2 separate regions of the Homo sapiens genome follow, and region 1 is linked to region 2. Evidence: read pairs that join two places in POLR2A ChIA-PET (ENCODE). Cell type or tissue: A673. All regions are shown on one strand. Links, peaks and the distances in the headings refer to the core of each region. The heading gives the core; the rest is flanking DNA.

What was found. Peaks named below come from ENCODE experiments on the same cell type or tissue, not always from the same donor. Only the 100,000 strongest peaks of a DNase experiment are listed, where the experiment ranks them.
Region 1: POLR2A ChIA-PET joins it to region 2 with 5 read pairs; 2 of 35 experiments call an interaction of 5 or more read pairs at or near these places.

What each region holds. Positions count from the first base shown.
Region 1 is chr18:50,793,163-50,799,446 of GRCh38, forward strand. It overlaps MRO (maestro), which reads right to left. Exons shown (of 8, transcript NM_031939.6): 8 at 1,968-6,228. The coding sequence ends at 6,175. Among named protein-coding and RNA genes, the nearest start is that of MRO, 24 kb to the right of the region's middle. In A673, for the core only: no CTCF peak of the experiment used is centred there; no DNase peak of the experiment used is centred there; H3K27me3 peaks cover 3,479 bases.
Region 2 is chr18:51,669,510-51,676,019 of GRCh38, forward strand. No RefSeq gene overlaps it. Among named protein-coding and RNA genes, the nearest start is that of LINC01630, 280 kb to the left of the region's middle. In A673, for the core only: no CTCF peak of the experiment used is centred there; no DNase peak of the experiment used is centred there; H3K27ac peaks cover 1,414 bases.

The sequences.
Region 1 (6,284 bases), core at 2,285-6,284, 880 kb before region 2:
GTACGCTGGGCACAGTGGCTCACGCCTGTAATCCTAGTACTTTGGGAGGCCAAGATGGGCGGATCGCTTGAGGTCAGGAGTTCAAGACCAGCCTGGCCAACACCCCGTCTCTACTAAAAATACAAAAATTAGCAGGCGTGGTGGCATGTGCCTGTAATCCCAGCCACTTGGGAGGCTGAGGAAGGCGAATTGCTTGGACCTCGGAGGCGGAGTTTGCGGTGAGCCGAGATAGCGCCACTGAACTCCAGCCTGGGCAGCAGAGTGAGACTCTATCTCAAATAAATAAATAAATTGAGATCTGTGTTAACATCTTATTTCATTCCCTCCATCCTCCACCTTGTATAAATAGGCTCCAATCATGAGTGGCTACCATGTAAACAGGAACACTCCATTTGGGAGTAATGGTCCACAGTTTACATGGACTGTCTCATCTGATCATCAGAGTAACTTGTGCTGTGGGTTTTACCTCCACTTGACAAATGAAGACCCCAAGGCTCTGAGAGGTTATGTGACTTGCTCAAGATAACCAGCTAGTAAATGATAGAGTCAGACTATGAAGCCGGGTCTTCTGATACCAAATGTAGTGTCCTTTCAGCCCGCATGATGTCACATTTGAGAATTGAGCTTCTCTCCTCTTCCAGCGGCTGGTTATATCTGCTGATGCAGTCAGGCAGGCAGGTTGAAAAGCTTTGGATTTCTGATTGCATTTTTGCTGTGGCAGAGGCATGTGCCTCTAGCAGTGTCGCTTAGGAAATGACATTTTTAACTCTCTGATCCGCATTTCTGAAAAACATTTCCTTCTTGCGGGAGACATTTGGGCCATTACCTGGTTAACATTTGCAAACTGCTGTAGGAAATTCATCTGCTTGAAAGGAACATGATTAATAGCATCACCCTTGGAAAAAGAAGGTGGGGTGTTAATTATTAACAAGAGCTTGCTTAAAAGATACAATACAGAATTCTTAACAGAGCTGTTGGGAATATTAGGATGGAATGAACAGGGCCTATTGAAACCATCTCTAGAGCATAAAAATGCACTGCTCCCGCTCTGAGCAATCACAGCACCCCAAAGGGCCGAGAGGGAAAGAACCACTTGCTATTCTCATTGCTATGATTCTTATCTGTATTAAAATTCCAAAACCTATCAGGTGACAGATTCCTACTTGGTCAAAATGCCAGCATTTGCAACTCGAAGAATTCAACCAATCTTTACTGAACACCCATGTCAGGCAAGGCTCAAAGCCACATTCTTGGAGAACTAATAAAGGATACGGAGGCTACCTCCAGGACTGGTGGATCAGGGTAATGCTCAAATTACCAATGGACCTGTCTGAAGACCTGGGCAGCTTCAAGAAGAGAAGAAATAATGTCTGGAGAGTTTGTTAGGAATGAGGAACAAAAATAACATTTCCTGAGCACCTTCTATGTACCAAGCACTCTGCCAAGTGCTCAGTGTGACTTAATTGAATCTTTGCAGCCCAGCAATTCTATACATTGGGTTATTGTCTCCATTTCACATATCAGCACACTGAGGCTTGGTGCGCTGACTTGCCCACACTTGGCTAAATGGCAGAGCCAGGCTGCATTCTTCCAGCAGCTCTGCTCTACCTCTGAAGAAGAGGGCATTTGGAGTCAGTCCAGGGAATGGCTGATAGAACCAAGGAACTGGAAAGTATTCCAGACAGTAGGAATCGAGGAAGCATCATGGGAAATTCTAGGTTGGTGTTTATTATAAGGAATCTTAGAAGTCTGGCTTGGGAGCCTTAACTCCCAAGTGCTTAACTTGGTAAATAATAGGTGCCTTTGCATATCAAATCATCCCTCCTCAGTAAATTAGGATGTGTTGGCTTTATCTAGAACCCAGGGTTTTCCTGAAACCATTTAACATGTAAATAAAGGAACAAAATATTTACTCTACTGTGGTCAGACAAAATTAATGTAAGTTCAGTCACATAAATAAAATGATAATCAATCATAAGTCATTTTATTTGTTATCAAGTTATATTATCAACAGGTTATTGTCATCAACAGATTAAAACAAAATGTCTCAAAAAGACAAAGGCAAACACATACTATTGAGAGTAAACAATGACCGTCCCAGGCTTTCCAAAGCATATATATCACTTACACTCATGGACTTTTTTTTCATTTTAAAAGGGCATTTTGCATGTGTTTTATAACTATGAAAGTAATACATGCTCATTGCAGCAAACTTAGAAAATGCAGAAATGCACAAATATCTGTCTTCTGTACAACACTAACTGCTAGCTACCCTACACAGCTGTTGTTTCTCGCTTTCAAAACATTCTAGTGCTTTTTTATAACGTGTGAAGCGTTCCCCCAATTAAGTGGTCTATTAACTGGAAGTTCACAGGCTTCTGCTCTCATTCAGTAGCAGAATTGGTCACACCTGTTAGATTCTCAGCCTCCTCCTTTGTCATTTTCTCTCCTCTCTCTCCACCACTTCCCTCTCCCCTTTAAGAAAGACCTATCTCAGCCAGGAGCGGTGGCTCACGCCTGTAATCCCAGCACTTTGGGAGACCAAGGTGAGCAGATCACTTGAGGTCAGGAGTTTGAGACCAGCCTGGCCAACATGGTGAAACCCCGTCTCTACTAAAAACACAAAAATTAGCCAGCCATGGTGGCAGGCACCTGTAATCCCAGCTACTCAGGAGGCTGAGACAGGAGAATCGCTTGAACCCAGGAGGTGGAGGTTGCAGTGAGCCGAGATCGTGTCATTGCACTCCAGCCTGGGTGACAGAGTGAGGCTCCATCTCAAAAATAAAAATAAAGAAAGAAAGACCTATCTCATGAGCACCAGAGACACAGGGACCAAGCAAAGCTCTACCCTGGGCACTTAGCATGAGGGTCGGGGCACTTGAACATTCCTTTTTTCTTTCTTTCATTCAACTGCTCAATAAGGTTCAAAATTAATGTTCAAAATTAAGAAATGTCAAAACATTACCTTTGGGTTGGCATTCAGATAAACGTGGGGAAGGGGAAACTTGAAATGCACAAGCATAAAAGTAACCTGTACATTGGTTATAAGGAATGAAATTGGTGACCCTCATTTGTCAAAATGGGCTCCTCCCAGTAAGGAATGACAGCTTCAGATGACTTTCTGACATTTTTCCCCCTAATCAACATTCATTTACAGAGTACTTTTGCAGTCACCGGGGAGATACAATGATGTACAAGATACAGCCCTGCCTTCTGTAGTTTCAATCTAACAGGATAAAAAAAAAAACATAAAGCCATATACAAAAAAAAACTTTTCAGATAAGATATAAGTGGTATAATATTGCTAGAATGTTCTGGGAATTCAGAGACTTGAGCTCTCCCCTGATTGGGGGGATCAGGACTTTGACCTAGGCATTGGAGTACAGATAAGAGATACACGTGAAATGTGTGTGTGTGTGTGTGCATGTGATTCCAGGTGGGTGTGTACAGGTGAGCAGGGAGGGGACTCAACACAGAAATAGCAGACTGAGCAAAGGTGAGGGGGTATAGGAGAACAAGACATGTTGAGAGAAGAGAAAGGACCCAAACTTGTCTGAAGCAAAGAGAGTAACAGAAGAAAACGAAGGTTGAAAGCCTGAAATGGCAGACTGGACATTGGACTTTATTCCCTCTACAATTTGGAATCATTTAGTCATTCAGCAAATGTTCCTTAATCACATGGCCAGGCTCTGTGGTAGGTATGGTGAGAAACAGAAACAAACAAACAAAAAAACATAGTCCCTTGCTCTTGCCACCAAATTTCATGATAACATAAATTTCTGGAAATAGAATTTAAACTCAAAGAGGACTTATGAAGAGCAAAACAAAATTAGCCAAGACAACAGTTAATAATAAGGAATCTTCTCTGGTTACTTATTGCAGTGTGACAAATTATCCCAAAGGTTAATGACTTAAAACAACAATCATTTGATTCTTTGTTCATGCTTCTGCAACTGACACAGGCTTGATGGAGACGCTCGTCTCTTTTCCGTATGGTGTCAGCTGGAGTAGCTTCAACAGCTCGGGTCTGGCTGGAAGGGACAACTTGTGTCATGTGTCCGGGCCTCAGACTCTGCTGTGGGTTGGGTGTCTCCGTTCTCCTTCACATGGTGATCTCAGGCACTCTCATTTGTTCCTGGTAGTTCAACTCCTTATGTGGCAGCTGGCTTCCCCCACAATTCAAACGAGGAAACTGCCAGGGTTTCTATGCCCGGCACAGTGCCATTTATCACAATCTCCTGATTAAAGCAAGTCACAAAGGCAGCCCAGATTCAAACAGAAGGGACTAAATAAAGACATGAGTATCAGGAGGCATGACTCATTGGGGGCCACCAAAATAAAAGCCTACCATTGAATCTTAAAGTCAAATAATCCAACCGCATCTTCCACAATTTTAACCGACAGAGGGACATTAACTGCATAGGTTTTTCTACTCCAGAGCACGTAACCCCACCCATCTCACCCTATCCCCACCTTTTTGAATGCCAGCCACATGCAGCCATTTCTCAGACCACTCACTGATCACTTAATGGAACTGCATCAAGTTTAAACCAACCTTGCAACAAAATTTCAAAGAGGCCAGCATCCGGGGAGTGGGTGCTAGGGAGGGGCAGGGGGCTTACAGCTCAGAACCACCCATTTGCTCGTGAGCCTGTGTCCCTCCTAAAATCTCTTGCTGTCATGTTCTTCAGATTCAGAACAGGAAGGAAGAAAATCCATTCCTGCCTGGCACTTGCCACTCTGTCTGCCATCTCCCACATCCTCATCTCGCCTAGGTCTCTCCTCATCCCCGCATCTGTGTCACACCACCCTGTCCCTGGGAGCTACAGCAGAAAATTGAGTTCCTCATTCTCAGAATGCCACTTAAGATCCAGCTATAGCTTTTATAATCCCCCGTGTTTTAAATTGTCTTGAACAAAACGCTCCGGGTGTGGCCTGGATACTGAATTCAGGGGTGGTACCAGAGTTTCTATAGAAGCTTGGGATGCAATCTGGTTAGAGGGAGGGTGAGAGGGACTTAGAGATTTTTCTTGTAATTTTTACGAGTGATGTGACTCCTTGGATAACTAGGATTGATCACCAAAATAATTGACATTAATAGCCAAAAAGTAATTAATAAAAACACTCAGCTCACATAAATTAATAAAAATGTATACTTAGTACATATAAAATCAAAAGTTAACTGGGCTTAGTAGAGGAGCAGAAGCAGAGATGTTTGCATTTGCTTTGTTTTTAACATTTCTAACCATCCATCAGTTATTCCATGGAAAGGCAGGATGGCATGATTATTGAGTATGGGCTCAAGAAGTCAGACCGTACATGTTTGAATTCCAGCTCCACTGTTTACTGAGTTATCTGGGGAAAGTTACCTAATTTCCCTATGTGTTAGCTTTCTCATCTATAAAATGAGAACAATAATAATACTTACTATCTCAGGGTTGTCGCAAGTATTAAATAGAACTTACAAAAAGCACTTTGACCGTGCCCACTGAATTGTAAGCACTCGGTGTTACCTACTATTGTTATCCCGTAAGTTATCATGAGCCTGAGGATTTTCAACACATGCTTTATAGATTTTTTTCTCTCTATTAATTCTTGTTTAGCATGATCTTGAAAGCAATGACTGTTTAAAATTATGAGAAGCCAAAGATGCCCCTGCAAGCCACCTTCTTGGTATCTTGGCCAACTTTAAATAAATCTTGGCAAGTAAAGGTATCAATAGCAAAGTATCAATAGCAAATACACTAAAAAAAAACAAAACAACAACAACAAAAAAACAAAAAAACGCTTAAGGTAACAAGTATTCTCCTAAGCCTCAGAAATTGAGTATTAAAAATAAAAGCTAGGTGACAGAGATGAACTTAAGAAAGAAAAAGCTGAGAAATAAGCACTGAATCTATATACACTTGGAATGTTTTAAAGAAAGTGTGTACCTGCTCATCAAATTTGTATGGGGAGGAAATGAAATAAGTGAAAGCAGTCTAGAATTTTACTTTAGATAAAATCATACAATTCCATGTATTATTTTTGCCTTTGATTGCTCTCCCAGCACCCTCTTTCCCATTACAATCCCAAGAGGCAAGCAGTGAGAAGAGGCATCCAGTGAGATAAAACAGGGGAACATGATGGCTCAGCAATGCACTCATACAGAACCATTTCCCTGCTGCTCTGCGCTTACAGAATTTTATTTGCGTAGAAGAACTGCAGGATCTCTGGATGATAGTGGCTCTGAAAGAAATTAGCAAAGGTACGCGTGAGGGCAGGATTCAACAAACTTCCTTGAC
Region 2 (6,510 bases), core at 1,332-5,331:
ATTTTTATTCTTATTAAATACTGAGAGTGACCTCATTCATTCAACACATTTTTTTTTTTTTATTATACTTTAAGTTCTAGGGTACGTGTGCACAATGTGCAGGTTTGTTACATAGATATACATGTGCCATGTTTGTTTGCTGCACCCATCAACTCGTCATTTACATTAGGTATATCTCCTAATGCTATCCCTCCCCCAGCCCCCCACCCCCCAACAGGCCCCAGTGTGTGATGTTCCCTGCCCTGTGTCCATGCATTCAGCACATGTTTATGCAAATATTTATGAAAATATTTATGGAGTATTTTCATTGTGCTGAATGTTTTGTGGGAAACTAAGATGTATCAGGCAGGATTGTCTTCTCTGGAGACTTTGTGGTAGGAGAAAAGACAATAAATGTGAATATCACGATAATGTCAGAGAAAAGACAAAGACTCTACGGTAAGTACGGAAAAGTATAGAGCAAGACAAAAATTATTTCAGCTGAGGGTTCAGTGGTAGGATGTATTCATATAAAGATAAAAGGAGAGGAAGAGATTTTTGCATTAAGAAATGGCAAGCACAAAATAAAGAAGTCTGCAAGAAGAGACTGAATGGGGAACACAGAGTAGGAGAGCAGACATAGTGAGCAAGGCTGCTGCAAGCTTAGGTGAGAGCCATATGTCAGGCAGCTTTGCATGGCAGGTTAAAGAGTTTCAGTTCAGCTGGGCGCGGTGGCTCACGCCTGTAATCCCAGCACTTTGGGAGGCCGAGGCGGGCGGATCACGAGGTCAGGAGATTGGAGATTGCAACCATCCTGGCTAACACGGTGAAACCCCGTGTCTACTAAAAAATACAAAAAATTAGCCAGGCGAGGTGGTGGGTGTCTGTAGTCCCTGCTACTCGGGAGGCTGAGGCAGGAGAATGGCGTGAACTCGGGAGGCGGAGCTTGCGGTGAGCCGAGATCCCGCCACTGCCCGCCAGCCTGGGCGACAGAGCGACTCTGTCTCAAAAAAAAAAAAAAAAAAAAGAGTTTGAGTTCAGTAGGATTCTACATACTTTTGAGTAGACAGATAAGCTGATCTTTAGAAAGACCTGTGTTTCAAAAGATTAGCACATAATGCCAACATATAAGATGGACTGACGGGGGGCAGAGAAAGGAGATAGAGGATTTGGTTAAAAGGCTATCCTATAGGCCCCGGAATGAATAGGACTTTATAAACTGACATTTATTGTTATCATTTTGGAACATATCAAAATCCGTTCCTCAAAATTAAAAAAAATCTAAGCATATATAATTCACCAGATCTGAAAAGAATGTGTTAAGGGTTACTAAAAGTGACTGAGAGCAGGAAGAAATGATGCAAGAAGTGAAGAGCAGAGCCATGGAGAAGTGGGGGTAGGGGGGCAGCTATTTCAGAATGTACCAGCATTTCCTGAAGGTGAGAGATATGCCCAGGAGAGCAGATACTAGATTCTTTGTTTACGACACTGGATGTGGGAACAGGTTTAAGCAGAGATGCTGGCAGAAGCTGTCACAGAATGAATTTGGTAGAGGAAAGCAGGGGACAGGGACCTCATCCAGAATTGTACCTTCAACAAGGTGGCTATAGTTAATGACGATATAGTCTCAAAAACTGCAGAGAGAGTGGATAAGTGTTGTCACCACAACAATGATAACTATGTGAGGTAATAAATTTGTTAGCTAGATGTAAGCATTCCAGAATGTCTGTATACCTCAAAACATTAATGTTGTACATGATGCTTACACTGTCAATTTTTGAAACACATTAAAACTTAAATTTAAAAAATGAAAAAAATTGTACCTATGAGCCACATTTGCAAGAATTTATCTTTTCTGCAGCATCACAGATTGCATTGTAAATATCTGCTAGTCAGCCCCTCTCCCATAAAGAACACTCCTCCCCAGATTAAAAGGGCTTCCTGCAAATAGCCAGCCCAGGGATTCAATGATAACCAAGAAAAATGAGACCAAGTACTAAATAAACATAAAGGTACTTTAAGAATAAATGAAGCAAAAGAGCATCAAAACTGCTAACAAAGGATGAATATTGACTGGAAAAAAATGTTTCCATAGAGTAGAAAAACATTGTGACCAAATATTTTACTGCACATTGAAAGAAAAACATACACAAAGTATCACCTCTACAAATAAAGAATTAAAAAAAAAAGTAAGAATGCAAGAAAGAGATGGCAAGATAATATGAGAACACAAAGTATGAGGGGTCACATCTTAGAAAGTAGAAAAATAGCCATCAAAGAAACGAAAACAAAATTGTAAGAAACACAGTGGATGACATGTTTCATGAAAAACACAATAAAGGACATAGAGGAAGAAATGAGAGAAATTGTAAAAATAAATGTAATTTTTAAAAATATGTAGAGGCATATATATTTTGCTGTAATTAGAAAAGAATGGCAAAGGAGATTCAACATTGGCATAATTGGTGTCTCTAAGATGAAAATTTTTAAAAATGGAAAAGTGAAAAAAAAATTTAAGGCCGGGTGCAGTGGCTCATGCCCATAATCCCAGCACTTTGGGAGGCAAAGGTGGGCTGATCACCTGAGGTTGGGAGTTCAAGACCAGTCTGACCAAAATGGAGAAACCCCATCTCTACTAAAAAAGAAAAAAATACAAAATTAGCCAGGCATTGTGGTCCATGCCTGTAATCCCAGCTACTTGGGAGGCTGAGGCAGGAGAATCGCTTGAACCCAGGAGGCGGAGGTTGCAGTGAGCCAAGATTGTGCCGTTGCACTCCAGCTTGGGTAACAAGAGTGGAACTCCGTCTCAAAAAAAAAAATGTAATTTAATAAAATTTTATCTAAATAAAAATGACTTAAAGGCTGGGTGTGGTGGCTCACGCCTGTAATCCCAGCACTTTGGGAGGCCGAAGCAGGTCAATCACTTGAGGTCAGGAGTTTGAGACCAGTCTGGTCAAAAACATGGTGAAACCTTGTCTCTACTAAAAATTCAAAAATTAGCCTGGCATGGTGTTAGGTGCCTGTAGTCCCAGCTACTTGGGAGGCCGAGGCAGGAAAATTGCTTGAAGCTGGGAGGCAGAGGTTGCAGTGAGCTGAGATCACGCCACTGCACTCCAGCTTGGGCAACAGAGTGAGATTACATTAAAAAAAAAAAAAAATGACTTAAATAGCTATGTCAAAAGTTCACACCACATGATAGAAAACATAGACCTAGAATGATCAATACTGAAATATAACCAAGTAAATCTGTGAGGTGTAAATATTTTAAAACATTTTCAAAAGTTCGTATAAAGGAATTAGTCAGTTCTCAAATTCCTCTACAGCAGAATTTCATGTCAAAGTGTAACAGTGAAAATCTTAAAAAAAAAAAAGTCAAGGAGAGAAAATATGTTATGAATTTTCTATGCGGCAAAACTGTCCAAGTATACAAGCTATAGACTATTAAAAGGAAAACTTTAGGCAAATTAAATTTAACAGAGTTTAACTGAGCAGAGAACAAATTGAGAATCAGCCAATCCCTCTCCCCACAGCCAGAATAGATTCAGAATGACTCTGGCGTTGTCACTCGGCTAGAGAGGATTTATGGACAGAAAACAGAACCAAAGTGCTGAAATAGCTGGGATTGATTACAGCAGGCATTTGCCCTATTTGAACATAGTTTGAACAGTTGGTCATCCTTGATTGACCAAAACTCTGTTATTGGTACAAGAATGGATAGTCAGTTTACATATCCAGTTAGGTTACAGTTCACTATGTACGAAGAAACCTTTGGGCCAAACTTAAAACATGTAACAGGCAGCTTTAAGCTAAACTTAATTTAACAGTACAAAAATTATGAATATTCAGGAACTAAGGAAATGCAGTTTTTATGAGCCCTTTCTGATGAATCTTTTAGAGGATAAACTTATGTTAGCTGAGGGATAACTAGGAAGATTAAAACAAAAGGCAGGAAACATTGAATATATTTCACTCTAGAATTAACACTAATACAAACTTGGAGATTAGAGAAATGAATTCTAAGTCTCATGTGTTCAGACCATGTAGGAGTGCTATAACTAACAAACAATTGAAGGATGTTAGAAAGAAGATGAGTAGTAGAATAGTTTTGCTGACAGTTCCACTAAATATTAGGCAAAGGCCATTTTTTAAAATCGAAGGTATTAGGAGAATTGGCATACTTAAGTGTACAAAGATAAACATTAAGAAAGATAATATTGTTACCTAAAACATAGGTGGTCAGAGAAGAGGAAATGTGCTAATTTTATCATTGTTCAGAATAATAAATTAATATGTATGGTTTAAAGAAACAAAGAACAAAGGGGATTATGTACAATTATACATAACATTTTTCTATATCAGAATAAATATACCCAAAAATTCAAGCAAAAAAAATACTACACAATAAAAGAAAATCTCAGAAAAAAGAGAGAAAAAAAAACACAAAACTAGGCTGGGTGTAGTGGCTCACACCTATAATCCCAGCACTTTGGGAGGGCAAGGCAGGCGGATCACTTGAGGTCAGGAGTTCGAGACCAGCCTGGCCAACATGGTGAAACCCTGTCTCTACCAAAAATATAAAAAATTAGCTGGGTGTGGTGGTGCACTCCTGTAATCCCAACTACTCAGGAGGCTGAGGCAGGAGAATTGCTTGAACCAGGGAGGCAGAGGTGGCAGTGAGCCAATGTTGTGTCACTGCACTCCAGCCTGGGTGACAGAGCAAGACTCCTTCTCAAACAAAACAAAACACAACAAAAAACAAAACCAAAAAAACCCCATAAAACTAAATGGTAGATATAAGATGAACGTATTTCTTATATTAATTGATGAAGGGAACTTAACTCATTTCTCAGAAGAAGGAATTTCGAAGTGGATCAGAAAAACAAACCAAACTGTATGGTATATAGAAAACATAAGACAAAGTAATTCTGTAAAATTGAAAATTAGAGGTTTGAGTAAAGTTGTGCTAAAAAATGCAACAAAACAAAAAACAAAGCCAACCAACCAAACAAAATAAGATAAAAACTGACGAAACAAAATAAAACAAACAAGAAAAGAAACAAGAAAAAAAAGTAAACAAGCAAGAGTCTTAACATTAAAAATAGTAGAATTTAGGCAAAAATAAGGATTTAATATAACGAAAGGCAGTTTTATCCTATAGTGTGCACCTCATGAGTCTTTAATAATTATGCTTATCTACACATCAAATACCAATGGCACTCACGTTATAAAGTACAAATTACAAGAGATAAATAAAAAGGAAAGAAGAAACACAAGCACTAAGGGACTTTAATTCACCTCTTTCAATCTTTGATAGAGGAAGTGGAACATTGTGGGAAACAAAATAGTATGATTCACAGGTAGATAAGATGGATGTATCTCAAACTATACTTTGAAAATAGAGAACGCACATTTCTTCCATGTTTCTAGGGGATATTTAAAAAACTTAACTATAGAATAGGTCAATAGAGAAAAATCTCAATATGTTCCAGGAGGTAATGCAGACACAGTCATTTTTCACAATGTAATAAGAATAAAGCTTAACAACAAAATCAAATAATAAAATGTGCCTTCTAACTGGGATTTTTTAAAAGTTCTCTTATTCAACTTCTCCAGCAATAATGTCATATAATCAAAATATCATAATTTCTTAACAATAATTAATACACAGTGATTCAAACAACTTGACATGTAAAATATAGGCAAAGAAGTGAGGAAAAGAAAATTCACAGTTTTAAATATTTATATCAATAAGTATGCATGAATAAAATAAGTTAGATATCCAATTCAAAAAGTTAGTAAAACAGCAATAAACTACACTGAGGAAAAGCATAAAGAAGAAATTATTGTAAGTAAAATTGGAAATTAATCAATTGGAAAACTGAAAATCACAAACTTAAGCTACTTCCAAAAGCTGGCACTTTACAAAATAATAGAATAAATAAGGTAACAGGTAATCTAAACAAAGAGAAAAATATCTATTTCAGGAGAAGAGACAGGTAAGCAAAATATATAAAATAAGAAAATGAAAAAGGGAAATAACTACATAATTATAGAAAAATTTAAATCTACCTATGTTTTACCCAACTTCATGTAAATAATTTTGAAAATTTCATTTAAGTCAGTTATTTTCTAGGAAAAATAATTGATCAAAATTGACCCCAGAAGAGATAAAACTTATAATTTTGTTAATTTGAACAGAAGAAATAGGTAAACACACTAGATTCAGTTTTTCATATAGAGGAATTCAATCAAATCTTTAAAGAACATTTCAATTCTTCAAGAACAAAAATAAAAAAATCCATATTTTTAATGAAGTGAATAAACTATTGCTGTCAAAGCCTGATAAAGACTGTACTGAAAAGAAAGTTATAGAAAAATACCACATATGAAGATTAACTATCCCAAGTAAATCACAAATAAGCAGAATTCAGTACCTCATTAAAAGATTCATATATCTGAGGAAATAGATTTATTTTCTAGGAATGCAAGGTCCTCAGTATTAGAAAAATGAAATAATGTACCATTATAATT